2 separate regions of the Mus musculus genome follow, and region 1 is linked to region 2. The links are chromatin loops, found by intact Hi-C in ENCODE. Cell type or tissue: left cerebral cortex. All regions are shown on one strand. Each heading gives the region's core, and the rest is flanking DNA. Links, peaks and the distances in the headings are about the cores only.

Region 1 (15,551 bases), core at 5,081-13,080, 230 kb before region 2:
ACAACTGCTGTGACGAAAACAGATAGATGGCAGTTAGCCTACCCCTATCGCTCAGTTATCGCTCATCCCAATACCGAGGCAGGAGGATGGCAAAGTTCAGGCCAATGTGGACTATGTAGTGAGTTCTAGGCCATCCTGGGCTACAGAACTGCAAAGCCTGTCTCCCAAGAAATGGGGGAAGAAAAAAAAAAAAAAAGAGGCTTGCATGCAGGAGGTGGGGTCACAAGGTACAGCAGCTCATGCCTGTGACCCCAGCTCTGGGGAGGCAAAGGACAGGCAGATCTTCTGGCTTATTGGCCAGCCAGCCCAGCCAAAAATAAGCAAGTTCTGGGTTCAATGAAAGACGATGTCACAGGAAATAAATATATATATAGAGAGAGATAGTAGGGGCTGAGGAGGTGTCTCAGTGGTACAAATGAGAGGACCTGAGTCTGGATGCTTAGCACCCAAGTAAAACAGAAGGGGCGGGGGGAGGGCATGCAAAGCGTGTCTGCAGTTTCGGAGCTGGGGATGTGTAGAGTTCCCTGAGGCTCCTTGTCTCAAAAATAAAGTGGAAAGCAGTTAAGAAACAGACCTATGGCCTCCACCTGTGGATATGAGCATACATACCTACATGCACACATATGCACACACGTGAACATGAACACTACACACACACACACACACACACACACACACATGTACACATGCATGGTCATGTGCAAAATAAAACTAAAAACAAAAACCAGTACCTGGTGACAGGGATTGGGAGAACAGGGGACCCGGGGATGTGGGCAAGAGGCTGGCATAAATAAGGCTTATTTATAATGAGTAGGAGAGCAAGCCTAACTTTGAACAGTGTGCATGTGTTTGAGTAGCAGTGGGGAATTGACCCCAGGGCCTCATGGCATGCTACATAGATGCTCTACCACTGAGCAGTATTCCCCCATCTTTTTTACTTTTGAAAAGGGGTCTTATAAAATTGCCCAGACTGGCCTTGTAGTTGTGATCCTCCTGCCTCAGCCTCCTAGGTAGCCAGGATGACAAGCCCGTCCGGCATCACCGTGTTTGGCTTTGGAAGATTCATGATTCCTATAGTTAGTATATGTGAAGACCCAGAGTTACTGTCCAAATGAGCCCCCGCATCTCCGGATGACACTGTCTTCCAGAGGTCTTGAGTTCAGTTACTAGCACCCACAGGGCAATTTACTACCTATAATCGGATCTGATGCCCTCTTCTAGTATGTAGGCATACAGTTTTCTAAAAATGATGTGGCATGAAAGTTTTTAGTAGGTGGGGCAGATTTATAGAATATTGGCTTTTGAAGGGTTGTTTACCATTAATGGAGGGAAATTCCCAGCATTCTCAAACTACCCTTTAAGAGCACTGGAGTTTTGTCCCCAGCATCCACATCCAGCAGGTGCCAGCTGCCTATAAGTCCAGCTCCAGGGACCCCAGCACCATCTGCTGGACTCTGTGGGTACTGCATACACACAGAAATACCCGTCCACAGATATAGTGCACACACATAATATATTTTTTGTTTTGTTTTGTTTTTGTTTTTTTGAGACAGGGTTTCTCTGTGTAGCCCTGGCTGTCCAGGAACTCACTCTGTAGACCAGGCTGGCCTCGAACTCAGAAATCCACCTGCCTCTGCCTCCGAGTGCTGGGATTAAAGGCATGCGCCACCACGCCCGGCTATAAGATATTTTTTAATCTTTAAAAAAAAAATCACGCTGAGCAGTTGGTAGCATGCACATTTAATCTCAGCACTTGGGAGGCAGAGGCAGGCAGATTTCTGAGTTCGAAATCATAGGACCAGCATTTGAGATTGTTCATCCACACAGTTCCCTCTCCTTTAGCTCATACGCACTCACCAAAGGTGTGGTGTATCTTGCTCATTTATAAGTTTAGAAGCAGACTGGTGGGAACTGGAGTAGAGTTGAGTTGGTAGAGCATTCGCCTGTCATGTCTGAAGCACTAGGTTTACTCGCCAGTACTGTGGTTATCTAGATCCATCATCCCAGCAATGGGAGACAGAGGCAGGAGCGTAAGAAGTTCAAAGTCATCGTCCCCTGTGAAGTAAGTGAGAGGCCAGCCTGGGCTAACCTGCATAGTAAGTGAGAGGCCAGCCTGGGCTAACCTGCATAGTAAGTGAGAGGCCAGCCTGGGCTACCTGCATAGTAAGTGAGAGGCCAGCCTGGGCTACCTGCATAGTAAGTGAGAGGCCAGCCTGGGCTACCTGTTGTGGTTGAAGGGGGTGGGGGTGGGGAAACAGGTTCCAGGAAGAATCGACCTGTGGTCATAAGGACAGGAAGTGGCAGATTTCAAAGCCAGGCCTTGGGTCCTGGTTTGCTGGAGGGTGGGAAACCTGTTTTGTGTGGTCTCTGTAGTAGAGTGTTTCAGCTTGCATCATGTCACGGAGTGCAGAACTGGAGGAAGCGCATCCTTCCATAATGCACGTCTAGCCTAAGGATGCAATCCCAGGAGGCACAGGCAGGCGGATCTTTGTAAGCTTGAGGTCAGCTTGGTCTACCTAGGGAGTCCCAGGTCAGCCAGGGCTGCTTGGAGTAGTGAGAGCCTGTCTCAAAAAGCTGACGTTGGGGGCATTCAGTCAGTGAAACACTTGCCACTCAAGCACGAGCACTTGAGTTCTGTCCCAGACTTCACGAAAGTGGCCAGATGTGGTGGCATCTGTCTATAAGCCTAGTGCTGGAGAGGCAAAGACAGGAGGATCTGTGGGGCTTGCTGGCGGCCTGTCTGTCCAGGTGGTGAGCTTCAGGTTCAATGACAGCCCCTGTCCTGAATATAAAGGTGGAGAAGCAACTGAGGAGGTCACCTGATGATGACCTCTGACATGTGCACACATGAGCACCCAGATTCATGAACACACACTCACACACACTCTCACACACGATACTAATAGGAAAAAAAAAGAACCTGGTCTCAAAAAAAAGCTCTGTGTGTGTGTGTGTGTGTGTGTGAGTGAGAGAGAGAGAGAGAGAGAGAGAGAGAGAGAGAGAGAGAGAGAGAATGAGAATATGAAGATCTAAAGAACATGGGCAGGGCCTGACGGGACAGGAGAGATGGCTCAGCAGTTAAGAGCGCTAGCTGCTCTGTCTTAGTCAGGGTTTCTATTCCTGCACAAACATCATGACCAAGAAACAGTTGGGGAGGAAAAGGTTTATTCAGCTTACTCTTCCACATTGCTGTTCATCACCAAAGAAAGTCAGGACTGGAATTCAAACAGGTCAGGAAGCAGGAGCTGATGCAGAAGCCATGGAGAGATGTTCTTTACAGGCTTGCTTCCCCTGGCTTACTCAGCCTGCTCTCTTATAAAACCAAGACTACCAGCCCAGAGATGGTCCCATCCACAAGGGGCCTTTCCCCCTTGATCACTAATTGAGAAAATGCCCCACAGCTGGATCTCATGGAGGCATTTCCCCAACTGAAGCTCCTTTCTCTGTGATAACACCAGTTGTGTCAAGTTGACACAAAACTAGCCAGTACACTGCTCTTTCAGGAAGTCCAGGTTCAACTCCCAGCACCCTGTTCCAAGGGATCCCACACCCTCACACAAACATGCATGCAGGCAAAACACCAATTACACAAAATACAAATAAATTATTTTTTAGAAAAGAATATAAATAATAAAGACAGGCATAGTGGTACTGAATAGTGAGACCCTGTCTTGACAAAACAAAACAAGAAGGAGAACATTAATAAAATGAAGTAAAATTAGTAGAAGACAGTGGTAAAGTGTAATTTTTTTATTTTTTGGTTTTTCGAGACAGGGTTCCTCTGTGTAGCACTGGCTGTCCTGGAACGCACTCTGTAGACCAGGTTGGCCTCGAACTCAGAAATCCACCTGCCTCTGCCTCCCAAGTGCTGGGATTAAAGGCGTGTACCACCATGCCCGGCTCTGATATATATATATATTTTTTTTTTATGATGGGGTTTGAGGTACTGCCTACCTCTGTTTTCCGTGTCTAGTTTAGTGTGAGCGGAGGGCTACGCTTATCCACCAGCTGACAGAACGTCTCAGAATCCACCAGTTGGTTCTCTTGAGTCAGGCGCTGGCTCCCCGTAAGCCGACGCCAGCCCTTTTCTCCCACAGTTGGTCCTCGCCTTGTCTCCTGGTGACACTTGTTTTCTCTCTTCCCTGGGCTGGCCCCTGCAGGCATACCACTCTTCTCTCATGGACCCGGACACCAAGCTCATCGGTAACATGGCCCTGTTGCCCCTCCGAAGCCAGTTCAAAGGACCCGCCCCTCGCGAGAGTAAGTCTCTGGGTTCTTTTGTTGGGTTCCAAGCAGACCTGCTGACTTGAGAGCAGGGAAGAGCTTAGCTTGAGTCACTCTTCCTTGGCTTCCTGTCACACTTGACCAGGAGCAGCCTGTTGCGCTCCACAGGAAACTGGTTCAAACTCCTCCAGGATGTTTACGTGAGCTGAAAGGAAATGTGGGCTGTGGGGCGTGGCCCCGTTGGTAGAGACATGGCTTGGCCTGCATGAGACCCCCAAGTTCCATTGAGAGCCAGGGGATGTGGTACACACCTGAAATCCTAGCACTTAGGAGGAGGCGGCCGGAAGATCTGGAGTTCAAAGTCGTTCTCAGCTAGCTCCAGGCCAACCTGGGCTACTGAAACTCTGTCTCAAAAAAAAAAAAAAAAAAGGAATTGTGTTGAATTCTGGCCACAGTCCCCACAGGCACTGTCAGTTATTTCAGACTAACTGAATGGCAGGTCCCCAGCCTTCTTCTGACAGCATTGTGTGGGCATAGGCAGTACCTCGGAGGCTGAGATAAGGAGGTGGCTGGAGTCTGGTAGTTCAAGACCTACCTAAGCAAGGGTGAAACCTGTCTCCAAAAACAAGGAAAATGAACCTTTCCCCCACCAAAGCTATGACTTCTTTGGTCACCTTTAAAAAAAAAAGTCACTTGCTTTTGATTCTGACTTGTGTGTGAGGGCCCACGGGAGCCACAGCACACAGTTAGAGGTGACACCTGGTTCTTACATGAGTCCCAAGGGTCCTAACTCCGGTGACGGAGCTCTCTCTGCAAGCGCGCTTACCCGCTGAGCCATCTCCACAGCCCTCTGTCAGATTCTCACCATACCCCAGTGTTAGACCTTTCTCGGATGTGTGAGAAGGGAATCTCTCTCTAAAACCCTGGTGGGCCTGGAGGTCAAACCACTCTAGCCTCAATTCGTGGTGCTCCTCCTGCCTGCTTCCCCAGTGAGACTCCTGAGTGCTTTGAAACAGTTTATGTCTGTGCTTGCTTTTGTTTTTCTGAATTTTATTTCTTTGCTTTCTTAGTGGTTTTTGTTGTTTGTTCCGTATTTAACTTGTTTGGTTTTGGTGGTGGCTTGTTTTGCTTTCTTTCTTTCTTTTTTTTTTTTTTAAATTTTGCTTTTAAAACAAGAACAAAAAACCAGATGGTTTAAGGAAGCCACCCGAGCTCTGTCAGCTTCTGTGTGGTTAGAGCGGCCATTCTGAGGCCATGGGGCTTCGCCTGGTGTTTCACACTTTTACAAAGGGCAGAGTTGAAAATGGAAAAAGTAGCTTTATGTCCTGGAGTCCTCGAGCCCGTTGTCTGTCCTTCCTCTCTCTGACGCCCCTGGTTCTTGGTCTTCTTTATAGATGTTATCCTGTGCACACCCTTCCACCTGCTTGCATGAGGGCGTTACAGGCTGGGATCCTCGCACGGGGGAGATCGTGCGTTCTTTTCTGTTTGGGGTTTGGATCACCTTGATGGTTGCATGTTCATCCTCTTTCCTGCTCATCTCATGATTTTGTTATCAGGGGGCTGGAGAGATGGCTCAGTGGTTTAGCACACTGGCTGCTCTCCCAGGGGGCCAGGGTTCAAGTCCCAGCACCCACATGGCAGCTTACAGCTGTCTGTAACTCCAGTTCCCGGGAATCTGACGCCCTCACGCAGACACACATGCAGCAATACACCAATGCACATAAAATAAATAAATCTCTAAAAAAGATAAAAACCCTCCTGATTTCACTTACCTTCACAGCCTAGTGATGCTCCGTTTTGTATGGAACTACATTTTCATTGTCTGTTCTTCTGTTGGTGGACAACTAGCTGGGTTCCTTGTCTTTGCTACCGAAATAAAGTAGCGATAAATGCAGATGTGTAGATAAGACTGTGGCAGGACAGGAGGCCTTGGGTATGTGCCCAGGAGTAAAATAGCTGGATCATATGGGAAGTCTATTTTTAATCATCTGAGAACCCTTCAAACTGATCTCCACAATGGCCATGTTAATTTGCACTTTGACTACCAGCCGGTCAGGCTTCCCTTTCCCCCACATCCTCTCTAACATTTGTTGTCAGGTTTTTAAAAAGCATGCTTAGTTTTTTGATTTTAATATATATATGTATGTATGTATGTATGTATGTATATATCTTAAGTTGGACAGTTGTAGGGCACACCTTTCATCCCAGCACTCAAGAGGCAGAGGCAGGGGCTGATGAATCTCTGTGAGTTTGAGGCTCCTGGTTTACAAAGTCAGTTCCAGGAAAGCCAGGGCTACACAGAGAAAACCTATTTCAAAAAATCAAAAATACAAGAGAATTTATTTTATTTTGTGTGTGTGAATGTTTGCCCGTCAGGATGTATATGTACCATATTTGTGCTTGGTGTCCACAGAAGCCAAAGAGGGCATTGGAATTCCTAAAGCTGGTGTTTCAGATGGTTGTGAGCCACAATGTAGGTGCTGGAAACTGAAACCGGGCCCTCTGAAAAGCAGTCAGTGCCCTTAACCACTGAGCCTTCTCTACAGCCTGTGACTAAAGTTAGGGTCTTGCTGTCTAGCCTTGGCTGACCGGTACACCTCCTGATAATTGATTGGCCTTGTGACTCGGGTAAGGTAGTGTCTCCGAGCAGTATAAACTTGTGTATCCCTAAGATCAGGAATGTTGAACACTTTTAAAAATAGTTCCTGGCCATTTGTATCTCTTATTTTGAAAAGAGTCTGCTCATTCACCCATTTATTGATTGGTAGCTGGTGGTCTTGTTTGTGGGGGGTTTTTGTTTTGTTTTAGTTTTTGTTGGGGGGTGTTTGTGTTTTAGACAGGGTTTCTCTGTGTAGTCCTCGCTGTCCTGGAACTCGCACTGTAGACCAGGCTGGCCCCACACCAGAGCTGCCTGCCTCTGCCTCCCGAGTGCCGGGATTAAAGCTGAATTGTGATTTCTTTGATATGTGCTCACAGCTTGGTTTCCCAGTCTAGTCTGAGAAGTTTGGGATTATACACCCTTACTAATTATTGTTTGTAGCCATCAAGACGAAGTGTCCACTCTACCCTCAGCCGCACTCCGGATCCCCCATTCCATTTCTGAGGCAATTTTTCACTGTTCCCGAAGATTTTTTTCTAACACTGACAAGTCTTGAGATGTTCCGCCAACGGCGTCATCCTTTCTGTTGTTGCAGACACAGAGCCCAGACCCTGCAAATGTCTGGCCCGAGTTCCATGCCTGGTCTCCAAGCACACAGTTACAATTCCCACCTGTGTCCCCTTCCCCTTCCCCTTCCTTTTTCTGCCAGGTTATTTGACTTGACTTCCTCTTAAATGAATTTGTTTGCAACACTGGTTGAAATGTAAGTAAATTGAGTAGATCTGGCCATTCACTGCTTCTGAGAAGAAGGAGCAGGTGGGGAAAGACAGCCTTGAGGAGACCTGCAGTACTTAAAAGTTGCTGGCCAGTGAGCCCTGTCACACGGTTACAGATAACACATTGCTCTAGAAGATACAGCCAACTCAGAATGGAGAACATCCTAGCCACCTTCAAGCTGAGTCCTCCAGGGAGAAACAGAACACGTGAGGGTGACTGTCCCTCGTCCCAGAGGGGCTGGAACTGTTGGAGCAGATGTCTGAGATAGGGTTTGTCTGTAGCATGTGGGAGGCCCTGGGTTCGAGCCTCGGCTCTAGAAAAATCCTTTCCTGCTGTGCATGTATCTTTGCGTGCCTCTGTGTGCCAAGCTCTGTGTAGGTCTCCTCCGCCGTCTCCCTTAGGTGCTCTGGAGAAGTTTCCTTTCCTTAGGGGCGGGACGCTAAGGACAGGAAGGTAGAGTTAAAGTTCTGACGCTGACGCGGCCCTCAGAGAAGCACCAGCGAGGCTGTGAGGGAGTGGTAGCCCAGGCCAAGGCTGTCATGTGGTGCTGATGCAGCCAGCTGCTGCACGTCAAACCCGGGAAGTCTGACCTTTCAAAATGAAAAAGAGAGGACAGACTGCCAAAGAGATTGTGTAACGAGATGTGCGTCTGTCACAGAGTGCTCTGGCTTCCCTCAGTTAGTGGCAACTTAGAACCTGCTGGATTTAAGCCATGGTTTTCATAAAAAGAAGGAAATGTCCCCGATGTCCCTAAATAATTTGAGCATTTCTCCTGAGATGACAGTGCGTGGGCTCGAATAAAATTATATCAACACTTGGTTACACTGTGCTCGGGCTAAAGGGAAGGCTCAGAGGTTAAGAGCACTTCCTGCTCCTCCAGAGGACCTACATTGGCCTCACAAGCACCTGTAACTCCGGCTCCAAGGGACCTGGTGCCCTCTGACCTCTGTGGGTATCTGTGCACATGTGGCATACGTACAGACACACATGTAAGGGTTTTGTTTCCTTGGGTTTTTTGAGTTGGTTTGGTTTTGGTTTTGAAGACAGGGTTTCTTTGTGAAGCTCTGGCTTTCTTTGAACTCTTGGAACTCGCCTTGTAGACCAGGGTGGTCTCCAACCAATGGATCTACCTGCCTCTTCCTCCAGAGTGCTGGGAACAAAAGTGGGTACCACCACTGCCGGAATGTGTGCTGCACGGTTCCCTGGGAGCCCAGCAGAGGGCGCTAGATCCCCAGGAACTGAGCCCAGCAGAGCACCTGCAGCGCCTTCCTTGGTTTCCTTTATCCAGGTCTCAATCTTGTGCGGTAGGCTTGGTTGCCTGTGCTCGCCGCCTCTGGGTGTGAGGTTTGCCTTTGGTAATGGTCTCTGCCTTCTCTTGTCTCCCGCTTAGCCAAAGACACGGACATTGTGGATGAAGCCATCTACTACTTCAAGGCCAATGTCTTCTTCAAGAACTATGAAATTAAGGTAACTTCCAAGGAATGCTTAGTTTTCAGAAGGGGATAAAATTCTACCTGGAAGTCAGGTTGCTGTGAGGGCTAAATGGTGAGGGTGACTGTAGGATTTGAGACGAGACCCTGAGGAGGGTGCTGTGTTATAGTTTCTCTTCCTTTCTTGCTTTCTTGCTATCTTGCTTTCTTTATTTCAGATTATTTATTGTAGGCTGGGTGTGGTGGCACACACATTTAATCCCAACACTCAGGAGGCATCCACACAGGTGGATCTATGTGAGTACAGGACCAGCCTGGTCTACAGAGTTAGTTTCAGGATAGCCAGGGCTACACAAAGAAACCTTGTCTTGAAAAACCAAAAAGTCAAACAAGAAAAATTTAATGTGTGTGTGTGTGTGTGTGTGTCTGCGTAGAAGAAGGAGTTAAATCTCATGACTCAAGTTAGAAATGACTACAAACTACCACGTGTGTTGTGGGACAAACCCAGGTCCACTGCAAAAAGCAATCGCTCTGAGCTGCTGAGCCCTCACCTCACCCCTTCGTGCATTTTGATTCTTTCCGTTCTACACTTGTTACCGCTGTGCATGCCAGACGACCCACTGCCTGTTTTTGCAAATAAACCTCACTGGAGCACAGCCGTGCCTGTTTGTTTATGCATTCGCTGTGTCTGTTTTCGCACTGAACCGTGACTGACCAGTCACAACTGGTCATTAGCCACAAAACCTAAACAGCTCATTATCCGGCCTTGTCAGGGTTTGCCAAGCTCCGGTCTAGACGCATCTGTGTGTATTCAGTATTGATTAAGCACCCATGACATACCAGACCCATGTGCCCTGGTCCTTCCTGGGACCTCGCCCTCCTTCCCCTCCCTGAGGAGGGTGAGGAGGGTGGCCAGGGGCCTGGCTATAAAGGGGATGGATGGTACGAGACACACATTTCCTGAGCTACTGTGGTGAGCCAGGCACAAAGAAGGGCAAAGGATGTTCTTGACTGTGCTGTAAACTGTGTGGCTTCACCTTCTGCTCCCCTCAGGGATAGCAGAGTCCATCAGGTGTGGACTCTATCCAGTGCTGAGCACCGTGTCTGTAACCAACAGCTAGCCTGTGCTGTGCCAGTGAGAGCTGTGACAGGGACAGGCTAGATGCAGGGTTCGCCTGTCAGGAGCCAGAGGCTTGAAGGTTGTCCAAGAATGAGAGGCCAGCCAGGACTGTGGAGCAGAGACCCTGTCTCAGAACAAAGCAGAGAGCAGAGACACGTGTAATCTTTATCTGACTATAACTGTAAAACTGGGCACAGGCGACTGACATGTGATCAGTAGTCACCAGCTGTCTTCAATTCTTCCAGTCAGTGGAGATGTTGGGCCTGTGGAACTCTCCCAGAACTTGTCACGTGCAGTGGCTCCTTCCACTGCCAAGGAAGGGATGTATCTGTTCTCAGAGACACTCATGGGGAAAAGTTTTTTTTTAAAGTGAGCGCCCAGCTCTCCATTCTCCACCCTACACAGCATGAGGAAGGGGCTGTTGGCCAGGGCAACTGCACAGCTGGGTTTGGGGAAACTGGGCACCCTGTGGATGCCAGTGCGTAATGGAGGCAGAGATGCCCTGAACGGTCCGCCTCATGAGGTCATTGTGTTGTTTCTTCCCCCTTGTAGAATGAAGCGGACAGGACATTGATCTACATCACACTCTACATTTCTGAGTGTCTAAAGAAACTCCAAAAGGTAATGAGACTTGGCTTTTCACACACGAGGACAACAGCGAGAGATAGGCTAGCCCTCGCAGCCACCCGGGTCTGCCAAGACCCGAGGACAGGCTAACGTCTGATCTCTTCTGATGTGACCCCTAGGTGACTGACACGGAGGCAGAGGGCTGGGAGGTGTAGAGTGGACAGCAGCAGACAGCCGTGTTAGAGTCTCCCCCGTGTAAAGGCCTCAGCTGTTTCAAAAAGCTGACTCTGATGTCCATATGTATCTCTGCTTCAGACTTTAACTAGTAAGACCCTACTGTAGGGTAGAGGCGCACACCTTTAATCCCAGCGCTCAGGAGGCAGGAGCAGGTGGATCTCTGAGTTCGAGGCCAGCCTAGTTTGTGTCATGAGTTCAAGGACAGCAAAAGCTACATACTAAGGTTCTGTCTCAAAAAAATAAAAATAAAAGAAATTACTGTGTGCATTTATGAAGAGAAATGTGTGCCTATGTGGCAAGTTTGGTTTTTAGTATTTGAACTCCTGCTTTCCACTGCAGTAGTTTCTCTGGGCTTATTCCTTGGGAGCAGTGTTGAGAGGGCTGCAGGTTCAGGCACTGCAGACGGGCACTCACAGAACACCCACCCACGCGTACACCCCTGGCAGCTGCGTGCAGTGAAGGGTTGTATTTGGAGACTTACTCTCACGTACCAACGGTGTCCTTTGATTTTAGTGCAACTCCAAGAGCCAAGGCGAGAAGGAAATGTACACGCTAGGAATCACCAACTTCCCTATCCCCGGAGAGCCTGGCTTTCCTCTCAACGCCATTTATGCCAAGCCTGCGAGCAAACAGGAGGACGGTAAGAACAAGACTGGAAGTGTGTGTGTGTGTGTGTGTGTGTGTGTGTGTGTGTGTGGGCAAGTCAAGTGGGTGTGAATGTACTTGTGTGCTTGTGTGCTCCGAGGCCAGAGGTTGGTTTTGGGTCTTTGGTCACTGTCCACGTTGCATATCTAGGCAATATCGAGGCAAGCTCTTTCACTGCACATGGAACTCACTGACTGAGCTCGTGTAACTGGCCAGCTTGCTCCCGGGATCCCCCGGCCCTGCCCCTCCTAAGGGCTGGCGCTGCAGGCAGGCCAGCCACCGTGCCCACTGTACTTGTATGTGGATGCTGAGGATTGTTTCTCTGGTTCTCGTGCACGGCAGGCTCTTTCTCCTCTGAACCATCTCCCCGGCCCACTGGCTGGTGCTCAGATTGACAGCGGGGTGCTCAGCACACGCGTGTTGCCTTAACTGTCACAAGAGAGCTTGGGAACAAGTGTAACGAACATGCAGAGATTGTTGAACTACTACCAAAATGAACGTAGTTATGAAACCATTCTGTGTCAGCAAGGTGGCTCAGCTGGTAAAGGCAGCCGCTGACAAGCCTGACGGTCTGGGCTTGATTCCTGGGACCCACACACACAGTGGAAGGAGAAAACCACACTCCTGTAAGTGCGCGTATGCGTGCGCGCACACAGAGGAAGAGAGAGAGAGAGAAAGAGAGAGACCAAGACGACCAAGAGGACCAAGACCATCTAGGCCATTCTTTCTTGTCCTAAGCTGTCTGAATGTGTGCAAATACTTCACCAAGGTCAGTGTCAGACAGGCCATGGTTAGGGCCTCCTCACACACAGATTTCCTGTATTGCAGAGATGATGCGGGCGTACCTCCAGCAGCTGAGGCAAGAGACCGGACTGAGGCTGTGTGAGAAGGTTTTTGACCCTCAGAGTGATAAACCCAGCAAGGTGAGATGTCCCCTTCTGCCTGTTTAATTGGAGCTGGAGCCTCTGGCCCGTGGCCTTCTAAACCGCTGAAGTCTGCTGTCGAGAGCGATCATTTCTGCCTGCTCTGGAAGACCACGGCTATCGTTTATGTATGGGCTGTGTAGCCATATGTCCACAGTCTGTGGCTGTTGGTCCCTGCTGTGAAATGGCATGGCATCTGTATGTGATGTAAATGCCATGTAAAATGGAAATGGTGGCTCTGTTGCATCAGGTACAGAACAGTCACAGGGAGCAATCTGTGTGTGTGTGCGTGTATGTGCATGCATGCGTGTATACAGTGCGTGTCAGGGCCCCTTGGTTGGGGTGGGGGGGGGGGTGAACAATGGCCCAGGCTGGACTTGAGCTAACTGTGTGGCCACAGGTGACCTTAGCTCCTTCTGCCTCTGCCTCTAGTTCTGCAGTACACAGGCATGCTACCGCGTCTGCCTCACATGCCTTCCTGCCCGTGGGTGGATGTGATACGAGCCTCACGCCTGGGGAGGGCCAGGTGGACGCGTCTCCCTGCTCTGTGGGGTCACCTTTGAGTTCAGTGGGAGGTGTCTGCTGTTTACACTGTTGTTTGTCATAGAGAGAGGCTGGAATGCTGGCCCGCGCCCACACTTGCACTGTGCCCTGACCCTGAGCATATGCTCTGTCTTGTGCCTTTGACAGTGGTGGACTTGCTTTGTGAAGAGACAGTTCATGAACAAGAGTCTTTCGGGGCCTGGGCAGTGAGAGGAGCCTGGGCAGCACCATCACGTGGAGACACATCATAGGACACACAGGCCGATGTGTCTGTTCATACCTACCGTATCAAGGAGAGAAGAGAGCCTGTCTTTGCTGGAAAAGCTCTTGGTCAAGAATTGGGAGGGTGGGTGTCGGGTGATTTCGATTTTTGGCAGTTTTAAGCTGGTACTTAATATATAATAAATGTCACTGCTTATGTTAGACATTGAATTAAAACATTTTTGAGAAAAAGCTTACACACACTGTACCGTGTATGGGAAAGGGTGGTATATTGAGGGATAGGGCTTGGTTTTCTATTTATGGTTTGGTTTGGTTTGTCGTTTTTGAGCCAGCCTCACTGTGTAGCCCAGACTGGCCTGTAGCTCGTTTTGTCTCCCAAGTGGGTCTTAAACCTAAGTCCTCCCACCTTGACTCCCTGTCCTGGGATTGCAGGAGTTCTCCACTACGCTGGGCTCCATCAAATCCTTTCAAATAATGAACAGTTTGGTGGTTGTGAGTATGTATGTACAGTTTCATAACCATGACGTACATCTAATTCTACAACGCTTTTATTACCCCCAAAAGATGTGCCTTTAGCAGTGATTTCCCTCCTTTGCTGATAAGCCTCCTACCCCCACCCCCAACTTCTGGACTAGTCTATGCTCTATCTTCATAGACTTGTTTATTCTAGATACTTCATGTGATCATATGAGTTCTATAGTGGATAAGTCAGCCTTCCAGTCTGGCTTTGTTTAATTAGCGTGTTGCTAAGCCCATCCCCCCAGCTCCCCATCGCTCATGTAAGTGGAATCAAACAATAATTATCCGTTCATACCTGGCTTTTCACGTGGCACAACATCATCAACACCCACCCATGGTGGTGCATCCATGCTCTGTCCGTTCCTTTTTTATGGCTGAGTAATATTCCATTTGGACACAGATCACGTGTCTGTTCATCATCATCCAATGGATATTTGTGTTGTTTCTGTCTTGGAGCTCTGACTAAACACTGTTGTCAAGAACAGCCATGTACACATTTCTAATGTGGACACAAGTTTTCATTTTTCTTGCTTATCATAGCCCTCAGGGTAGGACCTCTTGAGTCACACGGGAACTGGAGAAGGCCTGCGTGGTTTTTTCCCCCCACACTTGTGCTGTTCCATATTCCCACAGTGACATGTGACTGCTCTGTTTTCTTCCATGTTTCACCAACACATTCCATTGCTCTCCCAGGGGCTGTGACGTGGAATCTCATTGTGCCTTGGTCTGTATTTCTCTTGAAGATGGTGAGCTGCTTTGATGTGGCCACTTACACACCTTCTCCACACAACTGTTTAGACTTTGTCCATTTTTCTTTCTTTTCTGGGGAAGGGTGAGGAAGTTTCAAGACAGGGTCGCTCTGTGCAGCCAGCCCTGGCTGTCCTGGAACTCACTCTATAGACCAGGCTGGCCTTGAACTCGCAGAGATCTGCCTGCCTCTGCCTCCCAAGTGTTGGGATTAGAGGTGTGTGCCACTATGCCTAGTGATTCAACCATTTTTCAAGTGGCTTAAGCCATTTTCCTTTTTGTTGTTGAATTTTTTTCCCATTAATTTATTTGTTTATTCGTTTTACATCCTGATTGCAGACCCCCTCACCTCCCAGTTCCCCATACAAACAGTCCCCTTCTCTGAGAAGGAAGAGGACCTGCTAGGTACCAACCCACCTTGGGACATCAAGTCTCTGTAGAACTAGGCACATCATCTCCCACTGAGGCAGCCCAGTTAGGGGAACAAGATCCATAGGCAGGCAACAGTGTCAGGGACAGCTCCCACTCCAGTTGTTGGGAGACCCGCATGAAGACCAAGTTGTACTACTGCTACATTTGTTGTTGAATTATAAGGGCTCTTTATATATTCTGGCTGCTAGACTCTCTCACGTCATTTGCAAAGCCTTTCTCACATTTTGTGGATTTTGCACGTAGAGTCCTGTTGCGCTCAGTAGTTTTGAACTTTGGTTCAAGTTCCATTTGTCTTGTTTCTCTAGTTACTTGTGCTGAGTTTTTAAAGATTTATTTATTTTATGTATATGAATACACTATTGCTCTCTTCATACATGCCAGAAGGATCCCATTACAGATGGTTATGAGCCACCATGTGGTTGCTGAGAATTGAACTCAGGACCTCTGGAAGAGCAGTTGGTGCTCTTAAATACTGAGCCATCTCTCCAGCCACTAGCTCTTACATATAGTTCTTTAACCCAGCTTATTAAATTATTATATATATGAAGTGCATGTGGATACAGTTG
Region 2 (15,551 bases), core at 5,155-13,154:
GCTCAAACCATCATCAGTAAGGCTGAGAGCTATTTACCAGCAGCCTTGAGAAACACTTCACAAACCTGTCAGAACTCACTCCAATATTACCGTGTGTGGCACGGCCTGGCCCAATTTCTCCTCCTCGGGAAGCAATTCCCATTGCTGATACTGGGCTATGCTTCCCATAGCAAATCTGCACTTGCTACAGAAGCTGTGAAATCTTTGGGGGAGAAGAGGAGACACCCCCCTTTCAAGGGGGTCAACAGAGACAAGAGGTATCCCAGGTTAGAGACAGGGCCCTAGAAAAGATGGGAACACTCCACAGAGGCCATGCCACAAGTCCTGTGGCTTCCGGTCTGAATGACTCTCAGTCCTTGTCCCGGGCTTCTCATGGAGGCAGAAGAGCTGTTGGTTGTGAATGGAGCTGCAGGCTGGGATGATGAGTGGGCATACTCAAAGTTTCACTCCTGCAGAAAACCCCTGGAAGCTGGCATCCCTAAGCATGTGTGCCCATGGAGTGGGGCACCCTATCATGAGAGTCCATTCATAGCACAAGAGGGACTCAACGTCAGACTTCAGCAGTTACAAAATAATAAAGTCATCCATGCAGATCAATGATGACCTCTGTCAGTTGGCAATCCCATTAAGGTAGAGGCGGCCCACCCCCAGGGTAATGGAAGAGTGAAGGAAAGGTGGCTAAGGTAGGTGGCTAAGGGACTCTGCAAGGGTTGACATCAACATATTGTGGGGTTTTCTTTGCCTCTAGGGGGCTCTTGAAGCAGCCCGCTCTCCCTATAGTCTAACTTTTGTTGGTATTATTTTATGTGTATATGTGCATGAAGAAACCTGATTGTGTGGAGGTCAGAGACTAACCCTGAGGAGTCAGTTCCTCCCTTCTGACTCATTAAATAGTAGCTCGCTTGTGTCTTCATACTCATACTTCATACCGACCTGTGAACTTTGGGACAACTCTCCTGTCTCCACTTCCCAAGGTAGGAGATACAGATAGGTGTTGCCATACCCAACTTTTTGTGGGTTCTGGGGATTGGATCCAGGTCATCAGGCTTGTGTGGCAAACACATTTACCTGCCCCCACCTTCCCTCTCTTTCTGAGCTAGAACCTCAGAATCCAGGCTGACCTTGAACTCATAGTTTTCTTGTCTCCTGCACTGGATTGCAGGCGTGTGTTGCTACATTCAGCTAAGCAGCCTTGTCTCCACCCATGTGGAGCTAATGGTTGGAAAAAAAAACAAAACAAAAAAACAAAACTCCAAGCAAACACTTCAGAGTCAAAGCAGAGGAAAATGGACAAAACACACACACACACACACACACACACACACACACACACACACATTGGCCAGTGATGGAAACGAAAGTATATTTTTGTTCTGGATGCTTCTCCGATGCTTTTTTTTTTCTCTCTCTTCTTTTCCTGAGCTAAATGTTTGGTGTATTTATAGACTTCCAGGGGGAGTATTTAAGGGTAGCCAGCGATAGAGCTGCCTCTGGGGCTGTTACAAAACTCAGAACCATTCGGGAAAAGGTTGACGGGAGGGTGGGAGAGGGTGAGAAGAGGCCAGGAACAGAGGGACACAGGTGGGCTTCATTCCTCACGTGACCAAGACCTTCTCAGTCTCCTGAATGGGTGACGTCAGGGCAAGGTTTTGATAGGGCACCAGATGGAATGACAGAACCCAAAGGATGGATAAGCCAATGTATGAACAAGGAAACCGTGGTTGGTGCATTGTAAAGTAAAAACGAGAGTCTGCCCAAGAAGCAGAGAAAATAGGGGCTGGGGGGATGAGGTGCTTGCTGTGCAGGCATGAGGACTTGATTTAAATCCTTAGAGTCCATGGGGAAATGTCAGGCATGGAAAGGGAGAATCAGGAGGATGCTTGGAGCTCAACGGTTTGTCAGTCTAGGCCAAAATGATGGGTACCAGGTTCAGTGAGAGACCATATTGAAAGTAACTTAGGTAGCGCTGGGCAATGGTGGCATCTGCCTTTAATCCCAGCACTCAGGAGGCAGCAGAACCAGGAGGAACTCTGAGTTCGAGGCCAGTCTGGTTTGCATAGTGAGTTCCAGGGCAGCCAAGGCTACAGAGAAACCCTGTCTCGACAGACAGACAGACAGTAATTGAGAAAGACAGTGGACATTGATATATGGCTTCCATTAGTATGGGCACACATGTGCATCTGCAGGCATCTGTGTATATAAACACACACACATGAAGTACTGGTACATGCTGTACCATGGACGAACCCGTAGGATACTGTGCTGAGGGAAAGACCCCATCCCAAAGGACATATATTGAACAAGTGAGCATTCTAGCAACTGAGCCATCTTCTAGCTTTCTTGCCTTGTCCACTGCTATGTTGTTCAGTGCCTAAAATGGCCTGGCACTTAACTGGTGTCTATCAGATGCCCATGAGCACAAAATGGGCTAAGGTCAAATCAGCTGTTATTTCTTGGGTGCCACTAAACAAAAACATTTTATGGCATTGCTTTATACATATGTGTCCACCTACTGTGTGCCAGGCACTACAAGTACAAGGGCCACTGCAATAGTACAGAACAAGACAGACCAAAAATCCTGCCCGATGGGGCACGTTTTCATTACAACAACAGAATAGTGTCAAACAAATGTACTGTTGCTATTTTGATAGAGAAGAAAACAGAGTGAGGTCTCAAAGGGTCACAAGGCTACTCAGTTCACTCGGATACCTAGCTTCACCCCCATGTCCTAGCAGGTGTTGAGTTTTGCCCAGAGATGGGCCTCAGTGGTTACAGATCTCAGGCCCTGACATTGCTTCTCAGAAGGACCAAACTTGCCCTTCTGGGAACAGGACCCAGAGCAATGGAAACAAGCGAATCCCATGACCTCAATGTCCCTTGCCTGCTCCCTCCCCTCTGCCCCCAACTCCATGACGAAGGCTCACACCTGGGGTGTTGTAGATTTGAGCCACAGATCTTAGTCACCCCACTAGCTTATCGGCATGTGACATCCCCGAGTGGCTGAGGCCTGCGGGCCAAGCAAAGAATTCAGCTGGAGTAAAAATAAACCGATCGCATTCCTTGGCAGCCCCCTGCCCCTTCCCACTCTCAGCCGGCCATCCAGGCAGCAGAGGCTGCCAGGGAAGGCAGGGGGAGGGAGGGGGGAGGAAGCTAGCAGTGTTGCTGTCCAACCCTGAGAAAGAGAGAGAGAGGGAGAGGACAAGAGGGAGGGAGAGAGAGAGATGGCCTTATATGGGAACATAGGCAGACAATATGTGGCAATGGCTTAGAGGGCAGCAGAGGTCAGATACCAGACAGATGGAAGAAATTAAACATGGGACACAGCAGGTTCTGGGCCCAGAAAACAGCTCTTGTTTCACAGTGAAGCTACACAAAGCCTGGCCTGGTTTCCTTTTTTTTTTTTTTTTTTTTTTCTTTTTTCTTTTTCTTTTTCCCCTAAACAGCAAGACTTTTATCCAAAACTCTCCATGACTTTGTTTCTGGCTCCCTGCTCCATGGTTGGCTGACAGAGGTCTTGGGCCTTTGGAAGTCATTTCTTTGACGAACCATCTACCTTGTCAGAGAACACAAGGAGAAAGAAGACCAGGCCTGTCTCTTACAAGTCTCCCAAAGCACATACATTAGTGGGTAATTGTTGTGATCGTAAAACGATAAAGAGCTAGTAAGATATGTTCTATAGGGGTGTGGGGAGGTGTGGGGGAAGAGGGTGTCTCAGAGGGCCCATGCCAAGGCATCCCTTCCCCCTCAGGGACCAGCCACACAACGGTATAGTATAGAATAGAGTTTATTCAGGGCATGGGGAGGGGAGTTAAGAGAGTAGTAGAGTCAGAGAAAGGCAGAGAGAGGGAGAGAGTAGAGAAGAGGCCAGCCATGAACACGTGGAGAGCGGGGGGGGGGGGGGAGGGTATGGAGAGCGAGAGGGCAAGAGAGGTAAGAAGAGGCAAGAGAGAGGGGAGGAGCCAAGCAGTCCCTTTTATAGTGGTCCAGGCCTACCTGACTGTTGCCAGGTAACTGTAGGGAGAAGCATACCTGGCTGTTGCCAGGTAACTGTGGGGGTGGAGTCCAGACAGAGTGCCAACAGTAATGAAATTTTCAAACAAACAAACAAACAAACAGAACCAGCCATTCAACAAATACTGAGACTCACTTATTTTCGGACCTTGTTCCAGAGGCTGGAAAGACTTGACCCATATTTCAACAAATAAAAATATTTGCTCAACTCTGCCCATGTCCATTACTACTGATGATGCAGAACATTGGCTGAGAGTCATCTGGCCTCTGCCCTCATGGACTCAGGAAACTGAAAGGAGGCAGAAATGACAGATAGGGATGAGCCCTCGGTTCTGAAGACAAGCTCTTCGAGTAGCGCCCATGAATATCTCCATTTAACACAGGACATTTCAACCTTGCCGTGGTGGACACTGAGGCTGACCAGTCCATTGCAGAGGGCTCTTTCTTTACTGTTGGATATTCAGCAGTTATCTCGGGCCTCTCCTCCATGCTTCTGTTTGGACCCATTGTGACATAGAGTTATCACCCTCTGATGGCAAATGTCTGGGGGATGGGAGGTGCCAAGGTCTGTCCTGACTGAGAATCACTGATTGAGGAGCTGGGGGAAGAGGAGATGTAGAGTGAGCAAAGAGGCTGCCTAAGGGTCACGTGACTGCGAGTAGCCCTTTTACTTTGACTTGCCTGATCCTAAACCTGGGGTCCTAACCACGACAGAGTGGAACTCTGTCTCTTTGGGAGCAGAGGGTCATGAGTTTGGATGGCTGAAATCCCCTTGTGCTCACTCCACGAAGAGAAAAGCTCTAGCCATCTGGATCCAATAAGAAGCAAACACCAAGGAAGGAGTGACCGTGGAAGGGAGCTGTAAAGGGTTGGAAGTTCATATTCTTTCCTTTCCTTGTCTCCATGACCAAAATACCTGATGAGAAGTAGCTTAAGGGAGGAAGAGTTTATTTGGGTGTGGCAGCTGGTAACGCTGCACCTGCAATCAGGAAGAGAAAGGATAGGAAGAGGGGTCTTCCTATCAACCTCAAGGCCCCTCCCCCAGTGGTGCACTTCCTCAAGCCAAGCTCCACCTCCTAGATATTCCACAGCCTTCCAAAAAACAAAAACAAACAAACAAAAAACGGCAGTTCCAATATAAGGGAACAAGATTGTTCCAACCAAGAAGAAAGGGATAGTGGGCAGGGCAAGGGGAGGGTGGGTGGTGCCTCTGCCGGCCATCAGTTAGCCAAAGGCACTTGGCCTCCTGTTCAGGGTGCACAGGTAAAAGAAATCACAGATCTGACAGCAGAAGGGCTGCACAGGTTGGTCCCCAGGCAAGAGAAGGGGTGGTTTTAGCGTGAACTTGGAGGCCACGGTGCTCTTAGAATCAGAATCCCAGGAGGAAACGTGAGCTACGTGTCACAAAGCAGGGCCCAGTGGTTACATTGTTAATGTAATGTAAGGGAAAGAGATTGAAAAGGAACCAATAGGAAGTAGGGGAACGCTGGGCAGTGGTGACGCATGCCTTTAATCCTAGCACTTGGGAGGCAGAGGCAGGCGGTTTTCTGAGTTCGAGGCCAACCTGGTTTACAAAGTGAGCTAAAAATAATAATAAAAGGGAAGTAGGGGAGCTTTCTTATCCCTCCAGTCACCTCACTCCTTCCCGTGGCCAGTTAGCTCCTGCAGCGCATGGGATTACTTTCTGATTTGCCGCCCTTCTGAAGCCCTTCTGGGATCTCTAAAATTATCCCTGACATTTCAGAAGAATTTTTTTCTTACATTTTTATTTCTCATCACATTCATGAAGCACTATCAGCTACAGAGTCAACCACGCCCTCCGCCCCCCGCGCCCCCCCCAAAGGTATGGGTGGGTTATTTCCCCTACTTCCCAGCATAGAGCCTGGAGAGAGGAAGAGCTGAGCTGGTCGACCGCACAGCTTGCTGGCGGGGACACAGCAAGCCCCCCCCTCCAAACCCTCGCTGACTTAATTCTGATCCGTTTCCCCTTTACTTTTAGTAACAAAATGGAATCCAGCTTTTGTTGCACGAGACCGAAATGTTTAGTTCGCTTATAATTATTGTGTGTCTGATGAGTTTGCATGCAGGAGCGCGCACGTCACAACAGGCGTGTGTGGCCAGGGGCTATCCTTTTGGGGGTCGGCTCTGTCTTTCCACTGTGGGGTTTGGGAGATGGAAGTCAGGTCATACGTGCTTGTACAGCAAGCACTGAGCTGCCCTGCCAACCCACAGGACAGAAATGAACTAAAACTTGAATATGCAAAGATAGGCAACCGAGTAGCGATGAGGTATATGCCTGAGAGCCCGGTGTTCACCAGGCTGAAGCAAGAGGATCGTGAATTCAATGCCATATGAACTACATGGAAAGACCCTACCTAAAAATACAGCCATACATAGAAAAATGACAATTGAATTTACTGCATAGCTGACCTTCTGATACCCGTGTCTGTACTTCCCAAGTCGAGCCATTACAAGCAGTGCCGCCACCCTAGGTTGATTCTGTGTAGGGGAACAAACCCACAGCCTTGTGCAGACTAGGCAAGCACTCTACGAACTGAGCCTCATCTCCAACCCCTTGGCCCTATAGATAAGCAACCAATGTATTCATAATGGCAAGATAACTGCCAGCTCTCGAATTCCATTTAGCCTCATATCCAACAGGACTGCCCTTGCAGACCTTCCTACCAAATGAAATTGAACCTCGTTGGTCCTGATTGGCCTGATGTGGTCATGTGCCCACCTTCTGGGAACCAATCACTGGAAACCGGGGAACAGGCCGGAAAAAGAGGTACGGACAAAGGATTAATAATAGTCTTCTCGAGGACGGTTGGCTGATGTTATCAGGAAAGGGCCTGAATGCTGAGTGAGCCTTCCTCTCATGAAAAAGATGTTTGTTACTTACAGTGGTCCTGAGGCATGCCCTCTTTTTGGGCAAGGCCTCCTTTAAACACTCTTCCTCTGTTCAAATGGACATTTGCGTCCCCCACGTTGAGCCTCCTGGATTCAACATCCCTGGGTCTCATTGAAGCGGTTTGAGAGTTCCTGGTACACAGAGAATCTGAATCACATACTGCAGCGTTGGGGCTGTATGGACGACCAGGAGACGCTGCACTTGAACCCCAATCTCTAGAAAACAGTTGGGATTGTGGTGTGGGGACTGTCAGAAGCATAGCGGCCACCTCTGAATGGCGGGTTCCTGAGATATCAGGCCTGTGCTTTTTCTTTGCTTTGTCAAAATCTCCACCATGAGAAAGAGACAAGCAGCCATGATGTAAAGGAAGTAAAGCAAGTCTGGTATAATCAACCCAGGGCCCGTGGGAGACCAGGACCCGGACTTGGTTCTCTCCTAGTCCCTCACTCCTGAAGGTAGGGACCACAGTGTCAGAACAGGTTATTGCTCCCTGTAAGCTACAGTAACGGCACCGGGGATCACCAAGACACTACTAATCGCTTTCCCACAAAATCAAGTCTCTAGTTGATAACCTGGTCTAAGTCTTTATGACAACTTCATTGTCCCGGCTTGAGATTGGGTTAGGCGGAGTCATGTGACACTTCTGGCCAATGAAATGAGAGCGCAAATGGGTTCCAGCCCCTTGGAAGTTGGTGAACGGCTGACCACACCACCTTGCAATCAGCTTGTTACATCCAAGTTACATGTTCCTTATGTTGGAGCTAATTTGAGTCGAGCTTTGCTATTACATCATCCTCTCCTACCCAGGCATCTGCTGAAGACATTGCACATGCAAACTGGCCAAACAGCCATTAGCAACAGGGAGTGGGTAGCAGAGGGTGGAGTGGGTAGCAGAGGGTGGTGGGAAGCTGCTCCTGGCGCCGAGTTCCAATGATAATCCTCTGAGGACTGTGATTGATCAAAAGCGATTTCAGTTCTAGAAGGAATCGTTAAGCGCTGGTGCAGGCGCTGAGACAGAGAAGCAGCCTGCCTAATTATCTGAAGGCAGGGCTGATACCTGGGCTAGAAATTATCTTGTATTATTGCATCAAAACACTCCACAAGGAGCCGAGAGGACCACTCAGCAGATAGGAGCACTGCTACTCTTAGAGAGAGGACCTGAGCACAGTTGCCAGTACCCACACTGAGTGTGTGTGTCACAACCACCTGTAACAGCAGCCCTAGGGGATCCCACACTGGCCTCTGAGAGGAACTTGCACTCACATACACAACGGGACATAAACTAGCATATATGCACATAACTAAAAACAGGCTGGAGAGTGGTTAAAAGCACTTGCTGCTCCTGGAAAGGACCCGAGTTCAATTCCCAGCATCCACACCAGGCAGTTCACAACCATCCTCAACTTCAGTTCCAGGGTGTCTTATGCCCTCTGGGCTTGCTGGGCATTTGCCTACGCATGGTACACACAGATGCGGTGCACATAAACATACACAGGTATACACACCTATAAAATTAAATTAAAATTTAAAAACCAACATGCTACAGGACATCTAGAGTGCATTGCTATTCTGCTTCTATTCCTGAGAATCCACTCTTAACCTCTAAGATCAAGCCAAGTGGTGAAGCAGATGAGTTTTAGGGGCCTCAGTTTTCTGACCTGTAAACTGGGATGGTTAGGATGCAAATTCTCTCATATCGACACTCAGAAAGAGCTTTGTGAGACGTAAAACAGGTAAAAGGTCACCAATGCTCTGCAGCCCAGACACAGCAGTCATGCCTTTCAATGCTGTCTAAATTTGGGACGCTTGTGACCCTGTATATGAGTCTATGGTTTAGACAGAGCCTTGTTCCGTTCCTTAGGTTTTGGAGACCCAACCTTTTCATCTGTATCCAGTGGGAAGACCTTGTTCTACTGTGCACTGAGGGTAAAATAACCTTATCTGGAAATAGTGACATACTGCATTATTATCTCACCAGGTTTTCCTGGCCAGGGTCAGACAAAAACAGTGCAGATGCCATACTGAATGTTGGTGCATTGCTGCCCTCTGCTGGTCATGCCCATAGCTCCTGGACAACAAGCAAGCCCAAGGCACAGAGTTAGCTCTCCTTGGATTGAGCAGACAGTTGAACTGGGGACTAATCTCTGATCTGCATAACAAGAGAGAGGATGAACCTATGTAGGGTCGTCTGCTCAGACTCTCAGGGTTTTCCAGTCTGGGATCTCTCTCTCTCCCCCCCCCTCTCTCTCTCTCTCTCTCTCTCTCCCTCTCCCTCTCCCTCTCCCTCTCGCTCTCGCTCTCGCTCTCGCTCTTGCTCTCGCTCTTGCTCTCTCTTTCTCTCTCTCTCCTTTGCTACCTGTGATGGCTAGTGTAGGCTGTCAAGTTGACATAATCTAGAACCTCCTGCAATAGTTGTATTTGTGCACATCCACAAGGGTGGGGGTGGGATGGGGTCATCCTAACTTGGCCCACCAGTGTAGAAACACTCTCCCACTGTGGATGGCCCCTATTCCCAGGGCTGGGCTTGTGGAGAAAGAGAAAGAACGGGAGCTGAGCGTATTCCTCCTTTTCCTCCTTCATTTTAAATATTATTTATTTAATGTATATGAGTATACTGTAGCTGTCTTCAGACACACCAGAAGAGGGCATCGGATCCCATTACAGATGGTTGAGAGCCTCCATGTGGTTGCTGGGAATTGAACTCAGGACCTCTGGAACAGCAGTCAGTGCTCCTAACCGCATATCCATTCTTATCTCTCTGCTTTCAGAGTGTGGATTCGATGTGTCCCCGTGCCACAGGCTCCCATTGCCTCGACTCTCCCTGCCATCAAAGATTCACCTTCAAATTTAACGGGGCAGTGGGCATGGGGGAATAAAGGGAGTGGGAGAAAACCCCCGTCCCACAAGAGTTCTGGTGCTCTGGGCGGGCAGATGTAGGAGGACTGTCACACCCTTTCCATGTAGCCCCGGGTGGGTGTCTGAATGTGGGAAGCTATGGACCTAGCCCACGAGGGTGGACAAGGGACAGTCTTAGATCTCTGGGCCTAAAGGAGGCCAGAGGTAACAGGTTCTCAGTATTGGGCATCCCAGACACTGCTGGACACAGCAGAAGGGCTGAGAACAAATGGGGGCCCCGGGGGCGGCTTGGTCAGCTCCTGGGTCAAAGGGAGAAGGCAGGGAGAGAGGGGGCGTTGGGTGGTTCCCATACAGGCGAGAGTCCTTGGTCCTGTTTGTGGCTGGAGTGCAGGAAGGCCTTCCTTCCAGCGGGAGGTTAGATGAGGCTCTTTAGGGAAAAGCCTATCTCATCATTCAAGCACAGTGGGCCTTGATGAGCAGATACAGTCTATGGTTTTAGAGCTTTATTGTAGAAAGGCAGGGAGAAAAAGAGAAGGTAGAAAGAAACAGAGAGGCAGGTCATGGACATGTGGAGAGAAGGGGGAAGGGAGAGAAAAAGAGAGCTGGAGATGAGAGTAAGAAAGGTGAGAGCTTAAAGAGAGTGAGGAGGGGCCAAGCAGCCCCTTTTATAGTGCACTGTGCTACCTTGCTGTTGCTAGGTAACTGTAGGGAGGAGCATACCTGGCTATAGTCAGGTAACTGTGGGGATGGACTCTAGCCAGAATGCTAGAAGTTTGAGACATTGTCTGCATGATTTATAGTCACAGAATTATGGAATTGGGGGGCTCTGTGGTGTCAGGCACTTGTCTCTGGGAACGTGGCTCACTGTTCTGTCTCTTGTAGAGTTTCCTAGTGGGTTTGTCTCTACTGGGTCACTGGAGCAAGCCTCATTCAACCAAAACAGGCTGCCTTTTACAGTTCCACAAAATTGTGATCCAGAATAAACCCATTCTTCCTCAGGAAGCTTTTGTTAGAGCAAAGAAGCTAAGAGAGCCTCAAACTGACTGGAGTTCTTGTCATTTGACATAAACCGGAGTAGCTGCCCCCAGACCCAAGGCCCTACGTTCTGCTGGGTGCTAGGTGCGTACCTCTCTTGTATCTTTTGTAAGGTAGGCTAGGAAACCAAAGCTCAGAGAGGTTAAGACACTTATCTGGGCTCAAACAGTCAATAAACTCGGACGCTAGACTTGAACTCTCTTGAGTTCAACTTCAGAGTAAAGATTCTACCACCAAAATTCAAAATAAGGCAAACCATCACAGTGACTTGTATTGAAACTATTATGTAAGAGTTCACTGAGAGAAATGGCACACACCAGCAAACCTGAAGGCATGAGCTCAATTTCTGGGTCCCATACAGTGGGAGTAAAGAAAGAGATGGCATCCACAGATTATTCTCTGACCTCAACACACACACTCACACACACACACACACACTATTGTGGGGCTATGGGCTATGCACAGACAACCTGGTCTCCAGTTGAGCTTAGGTCTTGAACCCCAGTGGGACCCGGTGGGTGGTAATTTCCACCTACATGGGAAGGAAGTCTTTTGATCGTTTCTCCTGGACCCCTGGCTCCTGTCAAAGTTACCGCCCCTACAGCCCCTCACAGGAGGGGCAAATGGCTATCAGTCACGTAGACAATATCCCAAGTTTCTGGCATTCTGACTAGACTCCTCTCCACAGTTACCTAGCAACAGCAAGATAGCCCAGCCCACTATAAGAGGGGCTGCTTGGCCCCTCCTCGCTCTCTTAAACTTTCACCTTTCTTATTCTCTAGCCTTCCTTCTCTCTCTCTCTCTCTCTCTTCCCCCTTTCTCTCCATGTGGCCATGGCCGGCCTCTCTCTCTCTCTTTCTACCTTCTCTCTTTCACCCTGACTTTCTACAATAAAGCTCTAAAACCATAGACTGTCTCTGATCATGAAGGCCCACCATGCTTGAACGATGGGACAGGCTTTCTCCTAACAAGCCCTGTCTAACTTCCCATCAGAAGGTCTTCCTATGGACCCGGACTAAGGACTCTCGCCTGTGTGGGAACCACCCAGCACCCCCTCTCCCCCTGTCCAATCCTGCCTTTCCTTATCCCCGGGGCTGAGTGCCACCCTGGGGTCCCTATTCTGTTCTCAGTTCCTCTGCCATATCCAGTGTGGGATGCCTGAGGCTGAGAACCTGGTACCTGGGGCTGCCCCTTGTCCACCACCTGCCATGTGGGGTCAGTGGCCTAACACAGCCAGATGCCCACCCCGGGCCATGTGGAAATCGTCTGGCAGTCCTCCCTCATCTGCCTACCCAGAGCACCAGAACTCTGGTGGGACACGGGCACTCTCCCACTCCCCTCTTTCCCACACACCCACGGCCCAGCACACTATGGCTCATTTGCAAATGCCACATGCTCTCATTTGAATAGACATAATCATTTTTTAATTAAAAAAAAAATCCCAGCCTGGTCTACATAGAAAGTTTCAGGACCCTCAGCTCTGCAACGGAAGATCTTGCCTCAGAAATAAAATAAAATAAAATAAAATAAAATAAAGCAAAATGATGGTTTAAATTAATGTATGTTTTGAATGCCTAAATGTGCCAAGTGGTACTTTCTGGGCAAACCATGATGAAGCAATGGTAAAGGGAAGGTCTTTAGAACAGCTGCCATGAGCTGGTGATGGTGTGGTGGAAGAATTCTGCTCTTAGATTTTTACCCCCAAAGAGTTAAAAAAAAAACAAAAACAAAAAACAGTCGCCCAAACACATCCTTGCAAAAGAGAACTTGCCTAGAGCAGCACCTTGCACAGTAACCCAAAGATGGAGCCGGTGCACTTAACCACTGAGCCATCTCTCCACCCCTCTTTCTAGTCTTCATAGAGAAGTCATGACTAGCCTCCAGCCAGCCAACAGTCTGGCCACACCAGGGTCTATTGACTTCAGGTTGAGGCTGGAAAGGGAAGCAGGGCATAGTCGTAGTCACTGTTGTATTGCAGTGCTGAGACACTGTGACCAACTCAACCCTTATCAAAGAAAGCATTGCTTACAGTTTCAGAGGCCATTATCGTCGTGGTGGGGAGTGTGGTAGCAGGCAAGTATGGTGCTGGAGAAGCAGCTGAGAGCTACATCCTGATCCAAAAGGAGAGAGAGAGAGAGAGAGAGAGAATGGGAGACTTTCAAAGAGTTCCACTCCAGTGACTAAGCACTCAAATATGAACCTATAAGGACCGTTCTTATTCAAACCACCACGGGCATGCATGGCAGAAAAAATATATACTAGTCTTTGCAACAATTAAACAATAAATAGTGGAATTCTGAACCTGGATATGGACTGGTCACTATCCTTGTTTTCCAAGAACTTATAGCTCATCACCATCATCACCACAATCATCATCACTGCCACCACCATCACCATGATCATCATCAGTATTACCATCACTATCATCACCATCATCACTGTCATCATAGTCATTACCATCATCATCACCACCACCACCATCATCATCATCATCAACACCATCATCATGTTAATAGTTGCAGTTCATTGGACTTTGGGCATGGTGTTTATTCTTAGAAATCTCACACAATTCCCTTAATGAGAATTAGGCAATCAGAGCTCTTTCTTTGTGAATAGCAACCCCAGGGACACTTGAGATTTAAAATGTGCATTTCAGAGAAACAATACAGATATTCAACTTGCTCTTCATCAGAGCTGCTGCTGAGTGGTAGGTAGAGCCTAAAGGGAAGGCAACGGTCAGGGCATGTAGATGCTAAGTGGGAGAGTGTTACTGGGGGGTGGGTAAGCAAAAAGCAAGAGAGATGATGGGTGTAAGTACCTGGGGAACGGCTTGAGTCCATAAGATGGGCAGTGAGAAGAAAGACTTTAATGGGAACTGTCTTAGTTAGGGTCTTACTGCTGTGAAGAGACACCATGACCAAGACAAGTCTTAGAAGGACAACATTTAACTGGGGCTGGCTTACAGGTTCAGAGGTTCAGTTCATTATCATCAAGGCAGGAGCATGGCAGCATCCAGACAGGCATGGTGCAGGAGGAGCTGAGAGTTCCACCTCTTGTTCTGAAGGCAGTTAGGAGAAGGCTGGCTTCCAGGCAGCTAGGATGAGGGTCTCAAAGCCCACGTCCACAGTAACACACCTACTCCAACAAGGCCACACCTCCTAATAGTGTCACTCCCTGGACCAAGCGTATACAAACCACCACAGGTGCAATGAGTTGGGTGGGAAAGCACAAAGCCCTGGGCTCGGCGGCCACACCCTCTCCTCTTCAGCAGGAGTCAGGATCAAGGGTTTCTTTCCACTTCTTATTCTTGAGCCCCCCCCCCACACACACACACACATTCTGAGCTTAGCCCCCTGACCTGTTCCTTGGCGCTCATCTCTCTTCCTGTTCACTGATCCTGCCTTTTCCTGCAGTACCATGGCCTGGTAACTTAACCGTAGCTCCAGCCTATTCCATTGGCTTCTCCCTTTGGTCTGGGTCTCTTGAGACCTCTCTGATGGAGACCCACAACACAGGCCCATGAGAGTCAAGGTCACTGGCATGAAGGTGCTGTCTGTCTACGCAGAATGAGTTTGCATTGTTAAGTGACTCGAGTGTATGTAACTGGTGGTAATCCTGTGTCACACTATGAGGATTTATTATGCTAAGGTGGGGCGGTAGGGGATGGCACTTCACAGAAAAGAGGAGAGAAGCTGCACTTAGGTCAGGCTTGCTTGGGAGCAAGTCTCTGTTGGGGATATCCGGGAAAGAGATGAAGCTGGCAATTCCTCACTAAGACAGAAGTGTTTCAGAGAGAGAGAGAGAGAGAGAGAGAGAGAAAGAGAGAGAGAGAGAGAGAAGTTTTAGGGTTAAAAAGGAGCTGCCATCAGGTACATATGGATAATGGATATATATTTTGTAGATTAAACAACTACCATTCCACAAAGCTTAAATATAGAATTACCACATGATCCAGCAGTTCCTCTAGGGGTTGTTTATACCTAAAAGAATTAAAAGCAGGAGCTGGGTGAGCCAGCTCACACTATCATCTCAGTATTCAGGAGGCTGAGACAGTACTGTTGCAAGTTCAAAGCCAGCCTGGGCTACACCTGAGGCCACGATAGACTACAGATCGAGGCTTTGTCTCAACAGAACAGTTAGGCATGGTGGTTCATATCTATAATCTCAGCATTTACCAGGCTGAGACAAAAGGGGGACAGGGTCAAGATCAGCTTGGGCTACGCAGGAAGATCTGATAACAAAGGAGTCAAGGAGACATCTGAGACACAAGTGTGCTTTTCCACTGTGTGATGCATTTTCCCATGTTTTGATGCAGCGGGAAGCCTTCATAAAACCCCAAACAGATGTCAGGGCCATGCTCCTGGACTTCTATTCTTTACAAATTGCCTGGTATCAGGCATTGCTATTGCAACAGTAAATGGGTGAAGACAGATGTTGTTGATGGTTGCATAACAACGTGTGCATACTTAATGTACTTCACTGTATGTATGTATGTATGTATGTATGTATACACAGTGGAGTATTGTCTTAGTTAGGGTTTTACTGCTGTGAACAGACACTATGACCAAGGCAAGTCTTATAAAAAACAACATTTAATTGGGGCTGGCTTACAGATTCAGAGGTTCAGTCCATTACCATCAAGGTGGGAGCATGGCAGTATCCAGGCAGGCATGGTACAGGCAGAGCTGAAAGTTCTACATCTTCATCCAAAGGCTGCTAGTGGAAGACTGACTTCCAG

What was found. Peaks named below come from ENCODE experiments on the same cell type or tissue, not always from the same donor. Only the 100,000 strongest peaks of a DNase experiment are listed, where the experiment ranks them.
Region 1: it touches region 2 in a loop (8-fold over the local background); 24 of 42 quality-filtered maps call a loop at or near these places.

Annotation. Positions count from the first base shown.
Region 1 is chr5:122,392,657-122,408,207 of GRCm38, forward strand. Arpc3 (actin related protein 2/3 complex, subunit 3) reads left to right here. Exons shown (of 7, transcript NM_019824.4): 2 at 4,161-4,260; 3 at 8,991-9,067; 4 at 10,703-10,771; 5 at 11,468-11,594; 6 at 12,428-12,522; 7 at 13,213-13,525. The coding sequence ends at 13,275. Gm32853 (a long non-coding RNA gene) reads right to left here and starts at 655. Exons shown (of 4, transcript XR_387695.4): 1 at 1-655. In left cerebral cortex, for the core only: a CTCF peak has its summit at 8,809 (motif pointing right); DNase peaks (open chromatin) are centred at 8,155, 8,820 and 10,413; H3K27ac peaks cover 1,857 bases.
Region 2 is chr5:122,618,474-122,634,024 of GRCm38, forward strand. Gm32988 (a long non-coding RNA gene) reads left to right here and starts at 5,629. Exons shown (of 3, transcript XR_387697.3): 1 at 5,629-6,799; 2 at 8,784-8,848; 3 at 9,691-9,810. In left cerebral cortex, for the core only: CTCF peaks have their summits at 8,966 (motif pointing left) and 9,588 (motif pointing right); DNase peaks (open chromatin) are centred at 7,724 and 8,962.